Linked DNA regions of Homo sapiens: region 1 is linked to region 2. The links are chromatin loops, found by intact Hi-C in ENCODE. Cell type or tissue: K562. All regions are shown on one strand. Links, peaks and the distances in the headings refer to the core of each region. The heading gives the core; the rest is flanking DNA.

The links. Hi-C counts contacts between places; a loop is a spot of excess contacts. Peaks named below come from ENCODE experiments on the same cell type or tissue, not always from the same donor. Only the 100,000 strongest peaks of a DNase experiment are listed, where the experiment ranks them.
Region 1: it touches region 2 in a loop (4-fold over the local background); 10 of 110 quality-filtered maps call a loop at or near these places.

The regions. Positions count from the first base shown.
Region 1 is chr14:31,949,583-31,953,980 of GRCh38, forward strand. LINC02313 (long intergenic non-protein coding RNA 2313) reads left to right here. Exons shown (of 2, transcript NR_146544.1): 2 at 507-712. Among named protein-coding and RNA genes, the nearest start is that of LINC02313, 6.9 kb to the left of the region's middle. RefSeq lists an enhancer at 1,153-1,772. In K562, for the core only: no CTCF peak of the experiment used is centred there; DNase peaks (open chromatin) are centred at 1,339 and 1,959.
Region 2 is chr14:32,065,485-32,069,882 of GRCh38, forward strand. No RefSeq gene overlaps it. Among named protein-coding and RNA genes, the nearest start is that of ARHGAP5-AS1, 9.0 kb to the right of the region's middle. In K562, for the core only: no CTCF peak of the experiment used is centred there; no DNase peak of the experiment used is centred there.

The DNA of each region.
Region 1 (4,398 bases), core at 296-4,295, 120 kb before region 2:
TGATCAATGAAGTGATGAGTGCTTGTGAGACCAGGTCTAGCTTTGATTTTGGAGTCCCTACTCTCTGTACTCCCACAACACAGTCATCACCAGCTTTTAGTCACTGCTGACCTGGCCACCTCTCAGGGTAGCTCTGGAAGAGTATTGAATAGTAGTAGCATCTTTAGGAAAGAAAGGACCACAGAGTTCATCTGGCTCAACCCTTTGTTTTAGGGAAGGAGGAAACTGGAACCTGAGAGATGAGCCCAAGGCTACCTGTGAGTTTCCCTCTGCCTCCACTGAGAGGGTGTGGCTGCTAAGTCCTATCAGAAGATGCCCCACACTGTTTTCATTCCAATTTTACTGACTCATAGTTACTCTGTTTATGCTGGAAACTCATTTCCCCAAGTGCACTGTTTTTATTGTTTATTTCTCTTGTATACATGTATTCTTCCAGCAGCCTGCCCAGGTTTATTAAAAGATATTTACGTTTTCTGATCACTTCTACTTCCTTCTCTTCCTCCCAGGAATGGAAAATCAATCTGAGTGTCATTAAGAGCATACTCCCTGAAGAAGATTGCTGATGACAGTGGATTTGTCACCCAGCTCAGTGTCTTTTCCTGAGCAATAGGAATTTCTTCCATGGGGAATGAAACCTAGTGTTGTTTCCCTGTCTGAATCCAGGCCTTTCACTGACCTGCCAAGTTTTCATTCCATTGTCTCACTGTCATTGGCTGATCTGATCTCTACATTGATTAATTAGTTTCAAGCCCCTTCATACTGATCTAATAAAATTGGCTTGTTTAATTTGTGTCAGGAAATTTCTGAGAATGTTTCATTTAGACTCTGATAAGGTACATTTTTTTTTTAATGTCCTGCCGGAGACATCCCTTACGAGGGAGAGCTTGTCCTTCCTGCCATCTCTTGAATTACGCAGAGCAAACGCTGAAAGGATGGCGGGATTTCCTGCTGCCAGGGTCAAATGCTTCCACAACAAGCAGATCTGTCTTTCAGGGTGCAGTTTTTTATGTCCTCTCACCAGAAACACATGAGAATGCCATCTTTCCACCTCTAGAGGTTGTCTGAGCTGCTGGTAAGCATCAAAACATAGCCATCGAGAGCCAGGACAGAGCCACGGCCACTTCACCAGCTCCAGTCTCATGCCACTTGATTTATAAATGCCTTTTTTTTAATGGGCTGTCATCCCCTCAGGAGAGGTTGGAGTAAAAGTCTCAAAGTTGAGTGTTTGCTCTTCTGTCACAAAGAGAAATGGATGGGAAGAACAATACAAATGGCCTACAGGCGAGCAGGGGACTCTGCAGAGCCGAGCCCCATCCTGGTCTGATTCAGGCACTCAGTAAGCCTGAATGGGGCGCGGTTACTGGGGCGTGGTTACCCGCTGGCTGGGATGAGAATTCTCATAACTACTTTCCCAGTCGGCAACTGCCAGGATGCAGGGAGCTTGTTTAGTTAACACTATGAGACCACTGGATCCAACTAATCTCTATTTGCCTGTCTCCCCTAAGATAACTTTCATAAAAATGTGTAAACATGTTCTGAGAGTCTTCTGAAAATTCCCTCAAAGCCCCCTGACCGCCTGCCCTCTAGCTGGGGCTGTGGGGGCGGTGGCTGAGGCGCCCCCCTCCGTGGGAGGCTCCTCATACATCTCTGTCAGGAAAGGCAAGAGCCGCAGCCAGAAATGAGCTCCCCCAACAAAGCAGCCTCCCTGTGTGCTGCTGTGCAAGCTGCAGCATTTGGCTGATTCATTTGTCTTCATTAATGTTGCTTATAGCGGAGGCCTTTGTCACATATATGATTATGTGAGATTCGATTCTCTCGAATGTGTAAACACAGAGCTCTAGTGCGAGGCTCCAAGCAGGCAGCAGCCTGAAGCAGCTTTTCTGGCTGTTGGGGAGCCGGCTTATGTGATCAGCCCCTAGGGATGGGGCCGTACTGTCAGGGACTGGTTCTTGCAGTGATAAGGGAAGAGCTGCCTGGCTCTTCCGCCCCAGGCCTCAGGGCTTGCCTCTCCCTCCAGTCCCCTCATAGAGTATATCCTCCCCCATGCCTCCTTCCCCTCCACGCCACATGCCCCAGGCTCCCTGAACATTACCACCTTAATGTCTCCTAGCTTCGTTTCTTCCTGCCTCCCCTTCCAGGGTCCCACCTTCATCTCAGGCCTTCATCATCCCGAGGCTGGATTCCTGCAACAGCTTCTTAATCATACTCCCTCCCTCCGGTCTTGTTTCCCTCCAACCTGTTTGACACCCTGCTGATATCTTAATCTCTAAAATGCATATCAGTTTGGGTTGTTCCCCTTCTCTAGGAAAAGGTCAAACTGTTTAATAGAATGGTCTAGGAGGCTCTTTAGGACTAGGCTCCCAGAACCATTTCAAGCATCAGCCCACCAATGTGCTCATTCTCCTACCCCTCTCTTCCTCCCTGTTTTGGGGTTATACTTTGCCACAGGGTTCCAAAACAATTCTAATTCATGCCTCATATCTTAGGCCTTTTAGATAAAGCAATTTTTAAGATTTTGAATTTACCCACTCCACTATTTCTCAGATTAAAATGAGAACTTGGGAGGCCGGACCAAGTGAAATGTCCATGTCACTGTTTTACTAGGCATCATTCTGCAGGTTTCTTTTTGAGCTGTCCTACTCAGGCCACTTTAGTGCAGGAAAAAGAAGTCATTACCAGAGGAAAGAAGGAAGGGACGCTTATTGAAGGATGTGCACGTGTGGAACCCAGAGAAGTCTGGCTTCAGGAAGGGCGAAACCAGGACAATACTAGAGCCCGGCTGCACCCCGTGGCCTCTTTGCCTCTTTCTGTCCTCCTTGCTTTCTCGTGACCAGCATCCTCTGTTTACTCATCTTGTACACAACCCAGAATAGCAGCCACATGCCAGGGTCTACATGAACTTCTGAATTAGCACCCACCACCCACTACGGCTTCCTATTTTCTAAGAATGTAATGGTGCCGAGTCATCTCTCTGTGGATTGGTTGTCCTTGGCTCAGAACTCCTTCCCACTCTCTTCCCCCATAGCTTGGACCCAAGCTGGGGGCCACAGGGGTCTCCTGCCTTCTTATTAGGCTGGGAGTGGGGCAGCTTCTCAATGAGAGGCTACAGTGGTTTGCCGGGGCTGATGTAACAAAGTACCACACACTAGGTGGCTTGAACAGCAGAAATCTATTGTCTCAGTTCTGGAGGTTAGAAGTCCAAAATCAAGGTGTCAGCAGGAATGCAGTCTTTCTGTTTTGTAAGACTTGTAGGGAAAGATCATTTATACCAAGGATTGGTCTATAACCCTGAAAGCAAATGTGAATGTGGTCAATAATAACTACACTGGGCAGATCATACTGTACACCACTGTTGTGCATTGTCAAAACATTTTCACATACATTGTTTTATTTGATCCTAGCAATAACTCTGTGAAGTAGGAAAAGTAGAGTTTTGCTGTATTCTCTATGCCTCCATTTCTTCATCTGTGAAAAGAGGATAGTAATGATACCTACTCAGAGGATCGTTGCATGAGTCAAACGCATTAATACTGTAAAGCACTGGCACCCAGACCCACAGCAGAGCTGAGGCTGGCCCTCATGGCTCAGGGGTGGGCAGACCAAATGTGAAGCCAGAAAGGAGGTACCTCTCCATTCCTGTCCCCTAGTCCTGTCTTAATATCCTAAGGTTACTTGGCTAAAGGCTCGTATAATGCTATTTCTTTAAACTGTGTTTTCACTTATTTTATTTCCTGTCAAAGCTACAGGCATACCTTGTCTTACTGCCCTTTACTTTATTGCCGTACACAGATATTGCTCGCTTTCTCTCTCTTTCCTTCCTTCCTTCTTTCTTTCTTTCTCTTTTTCGCTCTCTTCTTTCTCTTCTTTTCTTTCTTTGTCTTCTTTCTTTATCTCTCTCTTCTTTCTTTCCTTTCTTTTTTTTCTTTCTTTCTCTTCTCTCTCTCTTTCTCCCTCTCTGTCTTTGTAACAAATCGAAGGTTTGTGGCAACCCTGCAATGAGCAAGTCTATTTGTGCCGTTTTTCCAAAAGCATGTGCTTACCTGGTGTCTCTGTGTTACATTTTGGTAATTCTTGCAGTATTTTGAACTTTTTCATTATTATTATATATATTACAGTGATCAGTGATCTTTGATGCTACTATTGTCATTGTTTTGTGGCACCATGAATTGCATCCATATAAGACGGTGAATTATTTGAGAAATGTGCATGTTCTGACTGCTCTACCCATCAGCCATTCCCCCAACTCTCTGCTTCTCCTCAGGCCTCCCTATTCCCTGTGACACAACAATATTGAAATTAGGCCAATGAGTAACCCTACAGTGGCCTCTAAATGTTCAAGTGAAAGGAAGAGTTGCATTTTCTCACTTTAAATCAAAAGCTAGAAATAATTAAGCTTAG
Region 2 (4,398 bases), core at 207-4,206:
ACCTCTTTTTATTATGCTTGTCATGTTTAAAATGAGAAATTGTAAATGATGAAGCTATTATACTGTAACAGAAATGTAATCTATGGGCCAATTTCTCAGTTAAGATCCAATCCTAGAACATGAAAATGAGCTTGTTGTAGGCAGGCATCGTGCCTTTCATCTTTATGTATCTGGCTGGAGCATTGTCTTTGGCACAGAGTGGGTGCAAATTGATGGTTGTTGAATGAGAGAATGTCTCAAAGTAGTACTCTAAAGAGAAAGTCTACGTAGGATTCCTAACTCGTGTTTTTATTCTACCAATCATTGTAATTTTGAGGAATATTTTAAATGAGAAGACATGATTAACATGTGCAGCATTAAAAAACACCTTCTTTTTTAAATTCTAAAAAAGTATAAAGATGTATAAGAACATATATATATAAGAAGGTAAAATGAATATATAAGACAATATATAAGGTGAATATATTTTAAAGAAAATTACCCAGAGATAGCCACTGTTAATATTTTGATATATTTCTTTCCAGGCTATTTAATTTTTTTTTTTTTTTGAGACAGGGTCTCACTCCCATAACCCAGGCTGGAATGCAGCGGCGTGATCTCAGCTCACTGTAGCCTCAACCTCCTGGCTCAAGTGATCCTCTTACCTCAGCCTCCTGAGTAGCTGGGAGTACAGGCATGCACCACCACTCCCGACTAATTTTTATATTTTTTTGTAGAGATGGGGTTTTGCCATGTTGCCCAGGCCATACTTGTTTTTAATATTTGTATAAATTTGGGACCATATGGAATTTCCAGAATATATAAAACCACATGTAGATCTCATATATAAAATAACGCAGAATAAACTAAAATGAATCACCCTGTTACCAGCTTATACTTAACACATACCACTTTAAAACAAGAGCTCTCAACAAAATTAAAGTAAAAACTAAAACTAAGATCTGGATCAGTGTAATAGGACTAAGGGGACTGAGGAGTGTTCCTGGAGCTCTAGATTGTCAGTATTCCCAAAGCGTTGCTACTTTGTAGCAAGACTCCACTTTCAAATGAGGACGTTTCCTCTTAGTAACTTACGGAGTACTTATTCTCTGAGTTTTAGGAGAGTTTGATAGACAAGAGTTTTCAGTAAGTTGCAGGTGTACATAATGGCAGCCGATCAAAAAATACCTTTGCAAATATCTGTTGTGATGATTTAGCTAAAAATCTGAATGGTGGATTGCAACAGTTGATTACACTGAGTTAACTGATGAGGTGACTAGTGGAGAAGTGGGGTAGGGTGAGGAGTTTTACCCTCAGGTAAATTCAAAGAATTGTCAGCAGCCTGTTCCATTACAAAGCAAACATACAGAATACTGTCAAAACCAGAGCTCTTTTATTAGAATTAGGATGACGCTTGGGATGCTAACCACAATAATATGAACCTGTGGGCCACACTGCAGATGTACACACAGTAAATCAGAACTGAGTATCCAAACTGCAGTAACCTCTTTTCTTTCTAATTCCTAAACCACTGTGGCACATGATTTCTTTGGGGCCAAGAAGTTGCCTCACACCACAAAATATTAAAAGGCATGGCATTATTTTGAGGTATCAAATGAAAAGATCACTTTGAACTACTACTAAATTTGTATTCTGTTGGCTTAAAAGAGTTAACTCACTTTCAGAGACATTTACTAACTGAAAATGAATTAGGCACCAAGGAAAAGAAGGTTAATAGTAGTCACTCAGTTTTGATTGATATGCCTAAAAAGTCCCGCTCAAGGCTCATGTTATTGAGATGGAGAATCCACTTGTAAGTGGATCAGGTAGCGTATTGCTCACTGTTTAATAGTTCTTCACCTAGATTTTCTGATAGAATGAATGCACGGCTTCTACAACAAAATCAAATAGGATAACTGGCATGAAGCTATCCTGTTTGAGGAAGGAAGAATAAGGGAAGGTCTAAACAACCACATGTTACCAGTGAAATAGAATGACTGTAAGAATGCCCTCAAAGAGAGTATTTTACTCAATGACATTTTATCTTTAATAACTTTTTGCAATTTGGGAAAAAGAAGTACTGCTAATGCAAGAAAATGATTCTTGGGAAGTGGTACAGGGAAAATATTAAAATAAAGTCATCTGCCGGGCGCAGCGGCTCACGCCTGTAATCCCAGCACTTTTGGAGGCTGAGGCGGGCAGATCACTTGAGGTCAGGAGTTTCAGACCAGTCTGGTCAACATGGTGAAACCCCGTCTCTACTAAAAATACAAAAATTAGCCGGGTGTGGTGGTGTGAGCCTGTAGTCCCAGCTACTCCAGAGGCTGAGGCAGGAAAATCGCTTGAACCTAGGAGATGGAGGTTGCAGTGAGCTGAGATCACACCACTGCACTCCAGCCTGGGCAACAGAGCAAGACTCCATCTCAAAAAATAAAAATAAAAATACAAAAAAAGTCATCACTGCATTAAGAAAAACATTTTAAGGATTTGTTTTAAAAATTCAATCAAAGAATTTGCAATTCAAGGAAGCCCAGCTCAATTATAAGACTGATTTCCCAATTTTAAAATGGGCAAAAGATTTGAATGGATAACTTATCAAAAAAGAGATACCAATGGCTAATAGTCACATAAAAAGATGCCAAACATCATTTGTCATATAGGGAAATATGAATTAAAACTACAATGAGAGGCTGGATGCTGTGGCTCACACCTGTCGTCCTGGTACTTCGAAAGGCTGAGGTGGGAGGATCACCTGAGGCCAAGAGGTCAAGACCAGCTTGGGCAACATAAGCGAGACCCTGTCTCTACAAAAAATAATTTTTTTTTTAATTAGCCAGTTGTGGCAGCACATGCCTGTAGTCCTAGCTAATCAGGAGGCCAAGGTGGAAAGACCACTTGAGCCCAGGAGTTTGAGGCTGCAGTGAGCTATGATCATGCCACTGCACTCCGGCCTGGGCAACAGAGGGAGACCCTGTCTCTAGATAGATAGATACATACATACATAGATAGATAGATACATAGATAGATAGATAGATAGATAGATAAAACTACAATGAGATACCACTTCATATCCACTAGAATGGCTATCATAAAAAAGATAGACAACAACAAGTGTTGGCCATACTATATTATAGATTATAGAGAAACTAGACCCCTTATACATTGCTGGCAGTCATATAAAATGATACAGCCATTTTGAAAACATGTTTGGTATTTTCTTATAGGGTTAAACATAAATTGACTATAGGATCCATCAGTTCTACCTGTAAGTATCTACTCAAGAGAAATTAAAACATATGTACACAAATATTTGGTTGCTTAGAGCAACATAATCCATAATTGCCAAAAAGTGGAAACCAGCTAAACATCAGTTAAGTGGTGAATGGATATACAAATTCTACATATCCATGCAATGGAGTACTACTCAGCAATGAAAAGGAAGGAACCACTGAAGCATCCTAAAACATTTATGAACCTCAAACACATTATGCTAAGTAAAATAAGCCAGATCCATAAGATCACACATATTGTATGATTCAGTTTATACAAAATGTCCAGAATAGGCAAATTTCTCGAGACAGAAAGTAGAGTAGTGGTTGCCTGGGGCTAAGGATGAAAATGGGACTAGCTATAAACGTGCATAAGGGACAAAAGGTATGGCCTGAATAGATTACTAAACAGGGTTATATAGGGGGCCTAGGATGGGCTGTTGGATGCTCTCGATTGTACTGCTGGGGCGGGGTGAGGGGGCAAAGTGATGAATAAATTTAGAAAATTGAAAGAACCATGGGCTTAGAAAGTACAAGGCAACCTTTTGGCAAGGAGGGTCCAGAATCACTGGCTTTATAACGTGAATGGGACAGGTTTATTGTGGGAACTCCGGAGATCCAAATCGAATGAAATAGACTTTAGGTATGGGATTTGGATGAATATCAATTTACTTGGTTTCATGCATATGGCGATAAAAAATTATCTTTGTGGAGGGGGATGGGGTAAGGGCCGTAGACAAAACCAAAGGTGGAGCAAAAGGTAACAGCTTTGTTCTAGGTGTGGTGGTGGGTACAGGTAGGTGCTAAATTTAGGGTAAACCAGGAAGAAGGAAGCCTGGTCTTTGGGCAAAATCACTTCAAACTAAATAATGTTAGAGCAGCAAAGGGGCCATTTTGTGGATGAGGAAACCAGCTCAGGGAGATTCAGTGACTTCTGAAGATCACACAGTATTTGCATTTGAAGAAAATGCAGAAATGTGAATTGGCAAAACAAGTATTTACCATCTATCGTAGCTTAAAATAATAGGGAAAACGAACAGAGACTTAACTGTGAAGTGATTAGCCACCTAGCCACCACTATCTCAGGTTTCAGAACCTGAGATAAAATTCAGGTTTCTTGACTCCCCAGTTCAGTGGTCTTTCCACTACA